2 separate regions of the Homo sapiens genome follow, and region 1 is linked to region 2. Evidence: chromatin loops called from intact Hi-C (ENCODE). Cell type or tissue: PC-3. All regions are shown on one strand. Links, peaks and the distances in the headings refer to the core of each region. The heading gives the core; the rest is flanking DNA. Region 1 overlaps LOC339975 (a long non-coding RNA gene). Region 2 overlaps LOC339975 (a long non-coding RNA gene).

Region 1 (8,340 bases), core at 187-8,186, 54 kb after region 2:
CTTACATTCCAGTGGGGGATGATAGAAAACAGAAAATAATCATATTAGAAAGTGATTAACACTGTGAAAAAAAGTGAGAGTTAGCAAAAACACTCCCTCCATCCACAGTGTGGTGGGCTCTCTATCCACTTTGACCCACATTTGGTGGTGGAAGTGGCTCTGTGCTGGTTTTTGGTCCCAGGACTGCAGGCCTGGCTGTTCCCTGTCCCTGAGCCATGCTGTTGGAAGTCTGGGTGTTTGAATGGAGAGTCCATGGGAAGGTCCTGAGACAGAAGCAGGGGAAGAGGGACCCAGGCCTGCAAGGCCCCAGCCATCCCTGCCAAGGTGCTGGGCCCTCCAGATACCCCAGCCACGAGCTGGAGACCCCTACAGTCATTACATGGAGCAGAAGATCACCCAGGCATGCCCTGCCCTAGAGTCTGACCGACAGATCACAAACAAAATAAAGTGGTTATTGGTTGAAGCCATTAAATGTGGTGTGGTTTGCTAGTCAGCAGCAGATAACTGGAAGCTTGGTGGTTGTCTCCACAAAAACAAAACAAAAACCCAAACTACATTATTTCAGGCACGACCGCAGTGGCCCTGTCAGTTCTTCACTGCACCCTGGCTGTCGGCTGTCTCCGTCTCTCATTTCCTACGGCCCTGTTCTTCCGGACCTTTCCCACTCAATTCAAACCCAAACCACATCCTTCGCTTTTCTTACAATCATCACAAGACCTCGTCTTGCATTAAAAACAAGTATCAAAAATATCCTAAATGAATGGTGAATACAAGTTTGAGAGCCTCAAATCTTTCACTATAATCTCCTCCTCTTTTTTCTCTTTCTTCTCTTAGAAGAAAAGCTGACACTAATTTTCAAGGCTAATCCTCCCACTTCACTTGTAATATCAATCCCTTTGTTCTCTTCTACTTACCCCTGGTAATTATTTTCAACCCGTTCCTCCATCCTCCTACCTTACCTATGCCAACAAGAGACCTGTTCTCAGTTCTCATCCAACTTCACAGTGGCAACATTCTTTTTGAAATACTTTCTTCCCTGGCTTTCTAAAACACTGACTTTTAAACCATCCTTCACAATGCTGCAATAATGGTCTTCCTAAAACAAGCATTATACTATGAAGTTTTCTCCCTCAGAAACTGTCAATGGCTCCCTGTAGCTTTCTAAGTAAAGACCACGGTCCTTTCACCGTAGTCTTAGCTCTCCATAAATAATCTCACACAGCTCTTTCTATTTTGCAGGCCTTTATTCAGTTGCATGTTTCAGACAACTCTGCTTTCCTTCAAGTTACATCTTCATTCTGAAAACCTTTTCCTCTCCTCCTGAATCCAACCCATTCTTCAAGGCTCTGCTGAGGTCCACTTCTCCAACTCAGGCTTCAACCAACACATTATACACTCACCCTTCTTCCAATGGCATTGAACACCTGCCCCTGCATTCCTGTTTAGCATTCCTTTTCTGTGCTTTGTTAAATATTCTCTATCATCTTCTCTTTTTTTTTTTTTCATTTAGTAATCTGCTTAACATTTTTAAGGCATATGGGATAAGAGACACTGGGACCCATGCTAAGAAAACAGAGGCAATAGACTCTGTCCATCCTCAAGAGGCACACACTCTAACATAAAGACAGTCACTTGCAATAGGTTTCTTTTAAACCCTCATAGAAGTAACAGTTCAGTGGGAGTTTTGAAGAATAAGTGCTCAAGACTATGTAGGAAACTCAGAGACGGCTTCTAGAAGGAGGCTATAGTTGAGTCTTTAAAAAACACATAGAAGGCCGGGCCCGGTGGCTCATGCCTGTAATCCCAGCACTTTGGGAGGCCGAGGTGGGCGGATCACGAGGTCAGGAGATCAAGACCATCCCGGCCAACATAATGAAACCCCGTCTCTACTAAATATACAAAAATTAGCCAGGCGTGGTGGCAGGCGCCTGTAATCCCAGCTACTCAGTAGGCTGAGGCAGGAGAATTGCTTGAACCCAGGAGGTGGAAGTTGCAGTGAGCCAAGATCGCACCATTGCACTACAGCCTGGGTGACAGAGCGAGACTCCATCAAAAAAAAAACAAAAAAAAACCACATAGGTAGTCAAGATAAATGAGGAGGGCATTCTAGATGAAAGGGGTAACAGAGATGAAAAACACTGTGAAATGCTGCAGAAAGTTTGGGCAGCCTGCTGGTGTGGGAGTGCTGGATGCCAGGCAGGAGAAAGGGGAGGTGAAGTGGGGAGGCAGCAGGACCAGATGGACTATAGATGATCTCACTTGCCAGGACAAAGAGCTTGACTTGTCACAGGGGAAATTGAGGGTGCAGGGAGGACTTTCAGAGGTATAGATGGGCTATGACATGATTGGATAAGAGATCATTCTGGCAACTCTGGTTTCTACGTCTGCCTTCCCCCCATCTCCCTGCCACCACCACACACACAAATTAGGGCTTTTAAGTGAGAAGGAACTGTTAATTTTACATTTGTTCCTCTCCTAGAAGTTCATGCAACCTCCCACATACAATAGGTACTTAATAATGTTTTTATTTTATGAATAAAGAGGTTGAAAGTTACTATGTTTAAGTGGTCTCTTCACTAAATGTGTTATTATCATTATTAATCTTGCAGCAAAGGGAGGAGAATAGTATTTGGAGAAAGGTGCCTATGACTACATGTTCTCCCACTGACCTTGCATGGGAGAAACTGGGTGCTCTGGCACAATTCTGCTCATTGATCCAGGCTGTGGGGTCCTGAGGCAAGACTGTGGCCCATTACACAGCCTTTGAGATGGCAATGCCCTTTAGGAGGCAGGATTTCTGCACACCTTTTCCTATGCCTTCTGCTTTTACACAAGGAGAAACTGATGAGTTTGCAGTGGTAACCACCCTGTTCCTAAGTGTGATGCCTCCAAACTGGTCTGAGACGTGAGGGTGAAGTCCTGTAAAGTCCTTTGTTGCTGTTTTTTATTCTCTTATCTATATGTAAGTTCAACATCTCTTGTTATAAACGCTTCAAGTGCATTAACCCTGACTAGGACTCTTGTTGGAGAGTAACCTATATCTCTTCTTTGTCATAACTAAGATCAGAACCTGAGATGCCTTTTGGGAGGAATCCTAAGACTTCCTAAATCAGATACTTTTAAGTCTGCTGAAAGAGATGAAAGAGGCACAGGAACTGCCCTGAGAGCCGACTCATCCTTCACAGAACCGTTGATAGGAAAGAGACCTCCAAGGTCAAAGCTGCAGAAAGTGTGTTAGGAATTGCACCTTCGAGTGGTCTTTGCTGAGTGTTGAATTTTTCCTACTTTCTTCTCACCCATTTTATCTCTGTGTGTAAGTGCTGCTGAAAGGCAAAACATGATGCTTGAACAGGGAAGGGGAGTTTCCCAAATAGGAGGCATATGGCCTAAATTCAGGTGCAGACCGTGTACATTTCAGCCAAGTGTATGACAGTGGGATCAATAACCATGGCATGCACTAGAGGTGCAAGACCCAGAGGATCTCAAATTGTTCCCCAAAGCTCAGCTCTCCAAAGTCGTGGCTTACAATAGGCGACTTTGTGTGGGTGAAACTGTAAGAGCATCTCTGCACAAGGCCTTTGTGGCTGCACTTTTCTGCTTGCTGTTCCTTCCCAGTATGTATCTGCTTTACGGGCAATCCCCTTACTTCCTCCTGTTAACTCCTGGGCAAAAATTACTTCTGCGAGAGTTTTAGAATTCAGATAGGGTCTGAAGAGCAAGCTCTGTCGTTTATCTTACCTAACAAAATTGTCAGCAAGAGAGAAGTGCAACCTTTTCTTGATACAGCTCTCTCATTTGGATTGTAAAATCTTATGTTGAGGGAGTGATGAATGGGGGAGAAAGAAACATAACTTCTTTCAGATGTAAAGAATGCTGACTGCTTCAAAAACATTGCTTTACCTGATTTTCTTGGCAAATGCGATTTGAAAGCAAAGCAAGGAGTAGAAAATATGCAGGTGTCACTTTGGTAGTCACTTTTGTAGGCAGAGCCATCGTGATTATGTGGTGATACCAAGTACAGGACTCTGATCAGCTGCAGGTAGCACGAAAGCCTCACCTGGATATAAAATTCCCCAGCAAGGGTGGTGAGTGTCCCGGGGACATTTCATAAAAGGAAGATACATGTGTTTCTTTGCTTATTGCTTGTTAGTAAGTGTTGCAAGGTGAGAGGAGTTAGACTCTGGCCCTTTTGAGCTGTGGGCCACTGGTAAATGGCTGATGCCCTCTGAGCTCCCTTTTGTCTAAATAAGATATACAATAAAATCTATGCTCAATGGGAAAAGGTATGCTAAGCCACCACTCCATTACTCGGTATCTGGTAATGGGAAGCTATGATTACTATTTCATAAGCTCTTTTCTTCACATGCTAAATAACACCAGCACACACTGAAAGTACACAGACCGCTCTTTTATTTAGAGAAGCTCAAAATTCTTTGTATAATTAATCGTATCTTTCTAGGAACGATCAAATAAACATGACATTCTCGGTTGTTTCCATAGTCATTTTTTTAAATCTTCTACCAGCTAAGTACGTCAATAATTTACCGTCATTTTACTTCAGATTCATTCATTTATTCAACAAATATTTATTGAGCACGTGCCAATGGAGCACGTGCTAGTGCCAGGCCCTGTTCACAGTCAGGAAACCCAAGCCCATGCTTTTGCGGAGCTTATGTTCTGCTGCATGTGGACATGGGGATGGAGGGAGTCTAACAGTCTACGAGTAGGAAATACGTAGTAAGTCTCACAGCGGTAAGAGCCATGGGAAACAGGGCAGGGCAAGGATAGAGCAAGCACAGAGGCAGGGCTGGGACTGTTTATACAGGGTGGTCAGGAAAGGCCTCTCCAGCAAGGTGCTAAATGCAATTCAAGCAGAGACGACGTAAAGGAAGCTTAATTATTTTAAGAACATTATAAGCTACCTTGCAGGGCTGGAGATAAGGGAACGTTTCAACTTGCAATCTGGCGTCTGGTGTCAAAAGCTGGCCTGAAAACATCAGCCATTTCTGTGCTTTTCTCTGTTTCTCAGGCCCCGGCTTCACTGTGTGCCAACAGCCAACAGCACACAGCCCTTCGGGGCTGAAACTCTGCACTGTCTGTGAGTCATGGTGGATAGAATTCCAAGGGTCTATATTTGTCTTGGGTAAAATAAACTGTCTTTTCTAAATATATGCCTTACCACTTCCCATTAGCCAAATTCCCCAACACATATTTCTGCTGGGAAAGCTGAACGCAAACTATTTTGCTCATGTACAGTGCAGCCAGCTTCCCTGTGGCTCTCAGAGGAGACACAAAGCTAAGAATCGAAAACGAACATATCTGATGACAGAACAAAGGTTTAAAAGACCTTGCTATGCTGGAATTATAACAAAATCAACATCATGAAATTAGGAAAGATATGGAGAGGGTGCAGCATTTAGATTTTCGAATGGCACAGGTCTGGAATGAATCCTTAATGAATATCAAGTTGTCTGAAATAAGCAGAGATCTTCCATTGTGTAAAAACCTAATATGTCAGTTACTTGGTGATCATATCTTGCTCTACCTCAATTACAGTGCTGAGACAATATCACAATTTATTGAGAGAGTATTTTTATTTTGTTAGGTTGTAGGCTTCTTGAAGTAAAGACTGTCTTACCTTTGTATCCAAGAACAATTCCTAGCTAAGAATATTTCGATCCATTTATTCATTGAATATAGTAAAAACATCTTATTTTGATAAAGAAGTATATTATACACATAAGATGAGACATGTCTGCAATGCTTAGGTACACTTGCAGTATTGTGTCCACATTTGGTTACATATTGAAGTGTGTGCTTTGGAATATGGCCAGAGAGAGCTGAAGGCTTTAAACGAATATCACATAAGAAATTATTGCATGAAATGAAGTGTTTCTAATCTAATGGAAAAGAAGCTTTTGGCAGAAATGATAGCTGTCTTCAAATACATGAAAAGTTTTCACACGGAAAAACAAGTTGATGTGTTCTGCGTAGCTCTGGAAAAACGACCAGGGCCAACGGATTGAAGGCAGATTTCATCTCAGCCTGAATAATCCAAAATTAAATGAGCTGCCTCCAGAATAAGGAGATGCTTCCCTCTCCAGTGATGAGACTCCCATTTCTGGAAGTGTTCAGGTAGAATCTGGACTGGCATCTCTCCGGAAGTCCTGCCTTAGGTGGGATGCTAGAATTAAGGGGCCCTAATGCTCTCCCTAACTGTGATGAGCTAATTATAACATTACTCAGGTAAGCAATTCCTTCAGAAACAATTACATCTTACAGAGAAGAGTTATCACTTTTCAGGCCATTATTTTTAGATTTTTTTCCTTGCAAACTTCGTTTATTTTTGACCTAACCATACCATTCCACTGAGCAATATTCATGCTTGGGGTTTTGATGCTGATTTTAGACAATGTGGTTGTAAACTGCATGCATTTCTAGGTGGTACTAGAGGCTAGTATGTCACCCTGCTCAAAATTTCCCAAGACACTTGGTGTCACATTGCTATCCTCAGCATGCCAAGAGACGGGTTCTGTGAATTCATGCACTGTCTAAAGCTTCTTTGTCACAGATTATAACCTCTAATAAGAGAATAGTGTCTTTTTGGCACTTGTGAGTACCTTGTTGCTCAAGAGTAGATTACCCATTCATTTGTTCAACAAATGATTCACTTAATAACATTTATTGAGCTCAAGTGCATGTGTTCTAAGGATACAATGCCAAGATGTCCCTGCCTCCAGCAATTTCCAGCTTAGTAGGGAAAACAGACCTAAGTCCAGACCTTTAGGACACACTGTAACATCCGCTGTAACAGTGTTTACACAAGACCGAACACTAGCAAAAAGAACAGAGCTGCAGATTCTGGGTAGATTCAAAACAATGCCATGGAGGAAACCTTGAAATGAGTCTCAAAAGATAAGTCAGGTATTTTTTCGTGTACACAAGGTCATTTCAGCAAAGAGAGAAAGTGATATTGTCATGGAGAAGTATTAGCATAGAATTTGCATTGGCTGTTCAGGCAACACTAAGTAGCCTCATGGGTCAGTTGTGAAGCTTGGGTGGTAATCTGCGGAAATATTGTCGAGAAGGAAGCAGGGAATGAATCATACAGTGGATAGACTGAAAGTAACAATACGAGGCAGGAAAACTACTCTGCAGATTATTTCAACTGTCCACATGAGGTAATGACCTAATGCATCGGAAGTGGGTTTTAAAAGGAGCAGAGAGAGTAAAGGATATATGTTTAAAAGGTAAAATTGGGAGGCCAAGGTGGGTGGATCACGAGGTCAGGAAATCGAGACCATCCTGGCTAAGACCATCCTGGCTAACACGGTGAAACCTCGTCTCTACTAAAAATACAAAAAATTAGCCGGGCGTCGTGGTCGGCGCCTGTAGTCTCAGCTACTCGGGAGGCTGAGGCAGGAGAATGGCGTGAACCCGGGAGGCAGAGCTTGCAGAGAGCCGAGATCGCGCCACCGCACTCCAGCCTGGGCGACAGAGCGAGACTCCGTCTCAAAAAATACATAAAAAAAAATTTTTTTAATTAAAAAATTGAAAGGTAAAATTCACAGGACGCATTGAGAAACTACCAGGTGCTATACTAGCATTGAACAAGTAAAGGTGAATATGCACAACACTTCCTCAAGCAATGAAGATGTTCTTGGTGGAGACAACAAGGCTTCGGCACCAGAGAGTGCTCCGTTCAAATCTCTGCTTTTCCATTTGGAAAATCTTTGTTTCAGTTTCCTTAATCTGCTGCATTGAGACTCTTTCCTCACTTTCTCTGTCTGGAAAATCACATGCCCCTGTCATGGTTACGTCTTCAGTGGACCCTTTCCTCCAAAAGCCTCTTCCCTCAAAAGAAAAGTCCTGCCTATTAAGGCAAATTAATATGGAGGCTAGGCCTGAACAACCCTTGAGCAGACATAGCCAGTGAGGCCTCATCAGTGACCCTAACCCTGCTTGATCGGCAAACAGAAGTGAAAGTTAACTTGAGCTATTTCTTGTAAACGCCTATATTAAATAAAAACGGAATTCAAGCCCAATCAATATGAAGCAGCCAACTAACTTATAATTATAGAAGCAGGGACTTTCCAATAAAATAGACCACATAAGGAAAACTGTATAACTGCAAACAATCAATTTTTTTTCCTTTATTCTGTGCTCATCCTAACCCAGTTGTGGTTTGGAGCTTCCTGATTCATTAATTGCTGTTTGCTCAAATAAATTCTCCAAAATGTTCTTGTGTGCTGTTTACTTTTTTTTTTTTCTTTTCTTTTTTTTTTTTTTTTTTTTTTTTTTTGAGACGGAGTTTCACTCTTGTTGCCCAGGCTGGAGTGC
Region 2 (8,340 bases), core at 115-8,114:
ATACAGAGTGCCGATTGGTGTATTTACAATCCTTGAGCTAGACATAAAGGTTCTCCACGTCCTCACCAGAGCAGCTAGATACAGAGTGTCGATTGGTGCATTCACAAACCTTGTGCTAAACACAGGGTGCTGATTGGTGTATTTACAAACCTTGAGCTAGATACAGAGTGCCGATTGGTGTATTTACAATCCTTGAGCTAGACATTAAAAGGTTCTCCACGTCCTCACCAGAGCAGCTAGATACAGAGTGTCAATTGGTGCACTCACAAACCTTGAGCTAAACACAGGGTGCTGATTGGTGTGTTTATAAACCTTGAGCTAGATACAGAGTGCCGATTGGTGTATTTACAATCCCTGAGCTAGATATAAAGATTCTTCATTTCCCCACCAGACTCAAGAGCCCAGCTGGCTTCACCTAGTGGATCCCACACTGGGGCTGCAGGTGGAGCTGCCTGCCAGTCCTGCACCCTGTGCTCGCATTCCTCAGCCCTTGGGTGGTCAATGGGACTGGGCGCCATGGAGCAGGGGGTGGTGCTCGTCGGGGAGGCTCGGGCTGCACAGGAGCCCATGGAGTGGGTGGGAGGCTCAGGCATGGCAGGCTGCAGGTCCCGAGCCCTGCCCCGTGGGAAGGCAGCTAAGGCCCGGCAAGAAATCGAGCTGAGGCCGGGCGCGGTGGCTCACGCCTGTAATCCCAGCACTTTGGGAGGCCGAGGCGGGTGGATCATGAGGTCAGGAGATCGAGACCATCCTGGCTAACAAGGTGAAACCCCGTCTCTACTAAAAATACAAAAAATTAGCCGGGGGCGGTGGCGGGCGCCTGTAGTCCCAGCTACTCGGGAGGCTGAGGCAGGAGAATGGCGTGAACCCGGGAAGCGGAGCTTGCAGTGAGCCGAGATTCCGCCACTGCAGTCCGCAGTCCGGCCTGGGCGACAGAACGAGACTCCGTCTCAAAAAAAAAAAAAAAAAAAAAGAAATCGAGCTGAGCGCCGGTGGGCCGGCACTGCTGGGGGACTCAGTACACCCTCCGCAGCCACTGGCCCGGGTGCTAAGTCCCCCATTGCCCGGGGCCAGTAGGGCTGGCTGGCTGGCTGCTCCGAGTGCGGGGCCCGCCAAGCCCACGCCCACCCAGAACTCCAGCTGGCCCGCAAGCGCTGTGTGCAGCCCCAATTCCTGCTTGCGCCTCTCCCTCCACACCTCCCTGCAAGCTGAGGGAGCCGGCTCTGGCCTTGGCCAGCCCAGAAAGGGGCTCCCACAGTGCAGCGGCGGGCCGAAAGGCTCCTCAAGTGCCGCCAAAGGGGGAACCCAGGCAGAGGAGGCGCCGAGAGCAAGCGAGGGCTCTGAGGACTGCCAGCACGCTGTCACCTCTCACCATTGTCTTTATACCATTCCTATGAGAGAGATCAGCAGCTTTATCCTGACTTACAGGTTTGGAGTGGACTATAAATAAATTGGGAAGGTATCGTAAATTAGCTTTTTGAAACTGGAATTAGTGTCCTGTCTTAAAGTCTGCAGGAATTACAAGACTCGAGGAAGAGAATCATTGGTGGTTTGGGAAGCTCTGACAAACAATTAAGTAGAGAATGATTTAGTACACAGCTCAGTTCCTGAACATTCTCATTGCTGCCTCTGGTTACAAAAAAATCTTGCCAAGACAAAAATGTTACTTCTGTATAAATCCCTCTCATTCGAACTTAAACATAATAACTAATAATATCCAGAATGATGACTTGAATTTTATAATCAGTGTTAAGTGGATTTTAAATACAGAAAATTTCATGAACTTTCATGGCTTTAACTAAACATGTTTGAATATGGTAAGGATTTTTCTATGTGTATATTACTATGCAGTGTGGCTCTGACTCTGATTGCATTCAATATTCCATCTGATTAAACCATGTTTACTCATTTCTCCCCTCACTAGATGCCCTTCTTGAAACCTTCCCTCAATACTCCTATGAGGAGGCTTTAAATGCTCTGAATCTATTACAAAGATAAATACCAGGGAAGTCAATTTTAACAAACCTTGAAATAACCTAAATGTCTATTAGTAAGAAAGTAATTAAATTAAAAATGTTGTATACTCATGTGATGTAATATTTTGCAGCTGGAAAAAAGTAAAATAGAATACAGTTGTTTATTTGGAAAAATGTCCATATATGTTGCTAATTTCTAAGACAAAAAGGAAAGTTTCAGAATGAAGTGTATAATGGTTGCACTTATGTTAAAACTCTATACACCCATAGCTTCAGAAACATGAAGGTAAATAGATTAATATCTATAGCTGTAGATAGGTTAAAATAAAGAAAGGTGGATGGATAGATGGGTAGAAAGACAGAAAGGAAGTAGACATGAAGATATTCATGAGAATTTTTGAAAAAGAATCAAACGATTCTGATAACAAATGTTAATTTCTGGGGAGTTCAAATGAAATGTGAGAAAAGAGACTTTCACTTTCTTCTAAATACTTTTACAGAGTGTTTGAATTTTTTGTAAATGCGTATTACACTTAAAATTTTTAATTATTAATTTTTGTAGGTATGTGACTGAGTATCCCATTTTTCTAAGAGATAGCTTATTATTTTTCTCTCTCTTCTTTTTCCTCTCCTCCTTTTCCTCACTTCTTACTTAGCTCTTTAGAAATGCAATTATAGCCTCTTATCTCCCATTTACCAGGCACTCCTTACAGGGCAAGTTCATCTCCAGAGCAGAACCCTCACCCATCAGGAGGTTGCCTTGGGAGATAACAGTTGATTGACAACCCAGCATATGCCTGCTAGAGTTTTTGGCTGCATTTACAGCCTGTTTCTGCCCATGAAGAAGCCAACTCGAATGCCCGGTAGATAAGGCACCAAAGTAAGTACGCAGCCCTCTTACCTGCTCCCTTCCATCTCCCATAGGTCCCCCCTTTAAAAGGGCCCACTCTGTGCTCCAAAAGGGAAGCAGTACCCTTATGGTAGGAACCTGTGCTTCTTCCCCAAAGGTAGCTTTGGAAAAAAAAAAAAAAAGTCATTTTCTTTATACCAGACCTCACTCTTTTTAACTGGACTCTGCAAGTGGCAAGGGACTAAACCTGCATTTTGGTTCCAACTACAGAGTAGGTATATACACTTATGGGGTAGGTGAGATATTCTGATACAGGCATACAGTGTGTAATCATCACAAAACAGGGTATCCATCACCTCAACTATTTAACTTTCGTGTTACAGACAATCCAATTATACTCTTTTAGTTATTTTTAAATGTACAATTAAATTATTATTGACTATAGTCACCCTGTTGTGATATCAAACACTAGATCTAATTTATTCTATCTTTGTACCCAGTAATACACTTAAATTTTTACCATTACATCTTTTCAGAGTACCTAGCATTTGCTTTGTATCCCAAATATTCTGCCTGTCTCATTGCTAGACATTTGCATTGACTCAGTCGCTTATTCCCCAACTAGACATCTTAGCTATTTCTACTCACTGCCTGTTGTCTGAAATAGCTTCCTACCTCGATTTTGCCTTTCTTTGCATTTTCAAACTCTAAAGTTTACTTCTCCTAGGAAATAAACTGGTTATATAAATGTGGGTAATCATTCATTCCCATCTACTGAGCATAACTTCAGACATTTTCCCTCTTAGTCCAAAGAGCAATTAACTTTATTTTTAAATTAAATATAGGTTGGTGCAAAAATAATTGCATTTTTTGCCATTGAAAGTAAATGGCAAAAACCGCAATCACTTTTGCACCAATCTAATATTTAAATTACATGCTTCCAACATGAGGCACACAACCTTCAATAAAGATATTTTCTCTAACAACCATGAATACATGTTAAAGATTCAACAATGGGAAGAAATGTCTTGGAAGAATCATGTTATAGGAAAGAATAGAACTAATTAGGAATGTAAATATAATTTAGAATACGGTCTCTCAAGAGAATTGATCCTGGACTTAGCCAATTATTAGCATAGTGTCCCGGCTGCTTCAGGACTATTATTCAACTTCCAAACTCTTACCCTTTGAATTAAATTGGTATTTTACTAGTTTGCAGAGGACTGGCAGATTCCTTGAAACTTGCGCCCCATCCCACTAGAAATTTCGTCTTCAGGAACCACTTCATTGCAGGCATGCCGCAGCCGCCCCCGATCCCTTCCCACCGCCCCACTAGGCTTATGACTTTAATAGAGTTGTCTGCTTCTGGGTTATCTGCCTCACACTGTGATGGCCTCACTTCCATTCCATTTGCTTAGCTTCTAGCACTGTCGCGCATAGAGGTGGGCACTTAATAAATGCTGCCAACCATGTCAAGGTAATGAGAGCAGTTAAATGAGCAGCTGAACTCCATTTATTCAGAAGTGCTTGTTGCATGTTTACTGTGTACATTGTGTTATATGTTAATGGGAGGCTGTAAAATGATTCCATTTATTCATCATTGCAATGAGGCCATTGAACTGGATGATCTCTACAGTAATTGCACATCTAGTACTCTGTGATTCTAAACGTAAATTTCCACATGAGAGAACAAAGTTTCTTTCCTTGATTTAAACTTATGTATGCAGAAATACAATATTTGTATGTAAAAATACTAGAAAATATGAGCAAATATTTAAGTAGTATGAAAAGTGCTAAAGGAATCTAAAGAATTTGAGAGAGATGGGTGGAGAATGCTTTTTGGACAAGGTAGGTCTTTAGCAGAGTCTTTAAGAATGTGATGAATGGGACTTAATAGAGTAAATTTGAATTAATTCCAAGTAGTGAGTGATTGGAGGAGAAATCCAATGTTCATTCTTGTCCCTTCCACACCCAGAAATGAAACCATGACCCCTTTACTTAGAGGTAGGATGATTTGCATTTACAATCAGTGATAGGCAATGCAACAATTGACAAAATATAAAGGTAGAGTTACCATTTAGTGAACCCTAAGAAATGCAGTAGTGCATCTGGCACAAGCGGGAAGGCTGGAATTTCAGAATGGAAAGAACTGGGGCCGGGAGCAGTGGCTCACATCTGTAATCCCAGCACTTTGGGAGGCCGAGGCGGGCAGATCACGAGGTCAGGAGATCAAGACCATCCTAGCTAACATGGTGAAACCCCATCTCTAATAATAATACAAAAAAATTAGCCAAGCGTTGTGGCGCACACCTGTAGTTGCAGCTACTCAGGAGGCGGAGACAGGAGAGTCGCTTGAACCCAGGAGGCAGTGCTTGCAGTGAGCTGAGATCGCACCACTGCACTCCAGCCTGAGTGCAGAGCGAGATAGAGCGAGACTCCATCTCCCAGAAAAAAAAAAAACAACCTGGAGAGGAAAAGGCAGTGGTGTGAAGACGAAAAGAGAGGAGCTCTGTGTGAAAGCTATAGACGTCCAGGGAAGACCTGAACACCTCCACTTTACAGCTCTATGCTTTTGCACAACGCTGGTAGAAAAGAGATCTAGAAAGAGGCATGTTAATTTCTCCACTCTCCAACTCAACTCTGCACAACTGAGATTTACAAAAGATAACTCGAGTTAAAGGCTGCTTAAAATCTAGGTCTCTTATGTGTCTGCTTGGTAAGAAGCTGGACATGGATGGAGGAAATGGTAGCCAGGGACTTCACTGGTTCAGGATAGCAAATCAAGATTATTTCCTAGTCAAAAAGACAAGAGTGAAGAAAGCAATCCAACTTCCCCCCAAGAGCATCCTAGCAGTCCTACATGAGACTAACTCCAGGAACACAAATCCAGTGAAGCAGTCACGATCATTTAAAAAATTTTAAAAATCCGTAACATCTTTCAAGAAAACACTAAATTTGTTGACCCATTTTCAAGACTCTTTCTTTAATGATTGCTCATAAAATTTTAGAAGCTGACACAAACTAATAGAAATATGCACAACTCAGTATACCCTATTCCTTACTACCACTAACTGAAAACCTGAATGAGCTACACTCTCTTTTTTATACTGGATTAAATAGACATTGTTATTTTCTCTGACTCTCCAGAGGCAAAACTGAACATAAGCTACAAAAATTTACATTTTCAACAGAATGCAGTTTTCTTTTGTATAAAACCTTCTAGATATTTATTCTCTAGCTTCATTTGTTCACCTGCTTGCTTGGAAAAAAATGATTTATAAGAAGTCTCTCTGGCCAGGTTGCCCAATGTAGTTAGCAAACTAGCAAGATGAAACAGCTGAGACTATCTGTTAGCTTCCTAATTTTCCAAAGATCACCTTACAAACCAATTAAAGTTTATGATGAATTATGAGCAGGACTATCATGTGTCTAGCATTAGAGGTCATAATTTAAGCCCCCAAAAATCTATGATATTAGACAAATTATGAATTCTGAGATTTGTTAGCATCATACTCTGAAAGGAACTGCAGATTCTCTAGTTCAAATCCTTTTATTAATATTACAGATGTGGAAACAGTTGGATTGCTCTGAGTGAAAATCCCCCCCTTAATTGTGACCTTAAAATTATACTTGATGTATCCATCCTGCCAAATGAGTAAGAGCTATTATGACAAAAAAATATAACAGAAAAGCAGAATATTTCTTCTAAATAGCCACAATGGGTAAAACATTTCCATGTCTACTAATCTAGCTGACATGTGACACTGTTCTGGGCCAAGTGAAGGCTTTGCTGATGTATTTTTTGTCTCTGTACTTCTCATAGAAACTCATACAGAGATCATGATTGAAAAAGTTTCTTTCAGCTGTGTAATTTAATCAACCTGACCTCCTAAGCCTCTCAAGACTTTAAGAACAGGCTGGCCGGGTGCGGTGGCTCACACTTGTGGTCCTAGCACTTTGGGAGGCCGAGGTAGTAGATTATGAGGTCAGGAGTTCAAGACCAGCCTGGCCAACACGGTGAAACCCTGTCTCTACTAAAAATACAAAAAAAAATTTAGCTAGGCGTGGTGGTAGGCACCTGTAATCTCAGCTACTCAGGAGGCTGAGGCAGGTAATTGCTTGAACCTGTGAGGCAGAGGTTGCAGTGAGCCGAGATCGTGCCACTGCACTCCAGCCTGTGCAACAGAGACTCCATCGCAAAAAAAAAAACAAAGAACAGGTTGATGTAATTCCTTCCTAGACAAGATTTCAGTTGAAGAACTACTTGATACGGTTCATTTGGAGCTGTTCTTTGTCCCTTAATTGTAACAGACTTAGATGGAGTTGGCTTGGCAGGTTATAAAACTACTACAGGGACAGAGTACTGTGGTGGTTTTTGTTGAATAAAACCTGAGAATCTACTTCCTAAGATTCTACTGTAGAGATGTATATCTGTGTACGTGTGTGTGTATATATGTATGTGTAAAATTATAAATAATTTGTGTGTGTGTGTATGTATACACATATATATATATGTATACATACACACACACATTCAGAGACACTTGTCTTTATTCTATCACTACATGAAAAAACATTTTTAAAGCTTTCCTGCCGGGCATGGCGGCTCACGCCTGTAATCCCAGCACTTTTGGGGGCCAAAGCAGGTGGATCACGAGGTCAAGAGATCGAGACCAACCTGGCCAATATGGTGAAACCCTGTCTCTAATAAAAATACAAAAATTAGCCTGGCATGGTGGCGGGCACCTGTAGTCCCAGCTACTCAGGAGGCTGAGGCAGGAGAATCACTTGAACTTGGGAGGCGAATGTTGCAGTGAGCCAAGATTGCGCCACTGCACTCCAGCCTGATGACAGAGTAAGACTCCATCTCCAAAAAAAAAAAAAAAAAAAAAAAAGGCTTCCCATGATTAAATAACAACTTTGAATTGTCAAAGCAAAATACTATTTTGTCTTATAAATTTATTCTTCTATCTTAAATTTTAGGTCTAAATGACTGATCCTCAAACCACCTACTTTCACAAATGCTTTTAAATATGTTCACGTTTCCACTCACATATATCATGATTATGTAATATATTTTAATTGAAGTCCTCATTCCTTCTTTTAATCATTCATCCAACAAAAGGTAGAGGACCACTCTGTGCTGGGCACAGGCTTGGGCTCTGAGGGTTCATCAGAGGCACAGAGCACACATTTCACTCCGCGATAAGTATCCTAACACACCGTAAATGAGTAAATAGAAATGAGTAAACGATATATACTATCAGAAGGTGATAAGTACTATGGAGAAACATATAGTATAGTAAGTGGGAAGGGGGACAGAAAATCTGGGGAGGTTGCAGTATTAAATAGGGTGGCCAGCTGAAGATATCAGTGAAAGGATAACATTAGAACCCAAAAAAATGAATGTAGTGAGGGAGTAGTGGGAAAAGTGGATTTCAAGTAAGGCACCAGCAAATGCAGAAGTCCTGAGGCAGGAGCATGTGAGGCTGGAAGCCACTAGACAACCTAAGGAGA

The links. Peaks named below come from ENCODE experiments on the same cell type or tissue, not always from the same donor. Only the 100,000 strongest peaks of a DNase experiment are listed, where the experiment ranks them.
Region 1: a loop joins it to region 2, with 4 times the contacts of the local background. A loop is called at or near these places in 2 of 110 quality-filtered maps.

What each region holds. Positions count from the first base shown.
Region 1 is chr4:187,473,879-187,482,218 of GRCh38, forward strand. All of the region lies in intron 1 of LOC339975 (a long non-coding RNA gene), which reads right to left. Among named protein-coding and RNA genes, the nearest start is that of LINC02515, 69 kb to the left of the region's middle. In PC-3, for the core only: no CTCF peak of the experiment used is centred there; DNase peaks (open chromatin) are centred at 5,123, 6,723 and 7,083; H3K4me3 peaks cover 2,107 bases; H3K27ac peaks cover 4,295 bases.
Region 2 is chr4:187,420,145-187,428,484 of GRCh38, forward strand. The region is part of intron 1 of LOC339975 (a long non-coding RNA gene); the gene reads right to left. Among named protein-coding and RNA genes, the nearest start is that of LINC02515, 15 kb to the left of the region's middle. In PC-3, for the core only: no CTCF peak of the experiment used is centred there; a DNase peak (open chromatin) is centred at 4,667.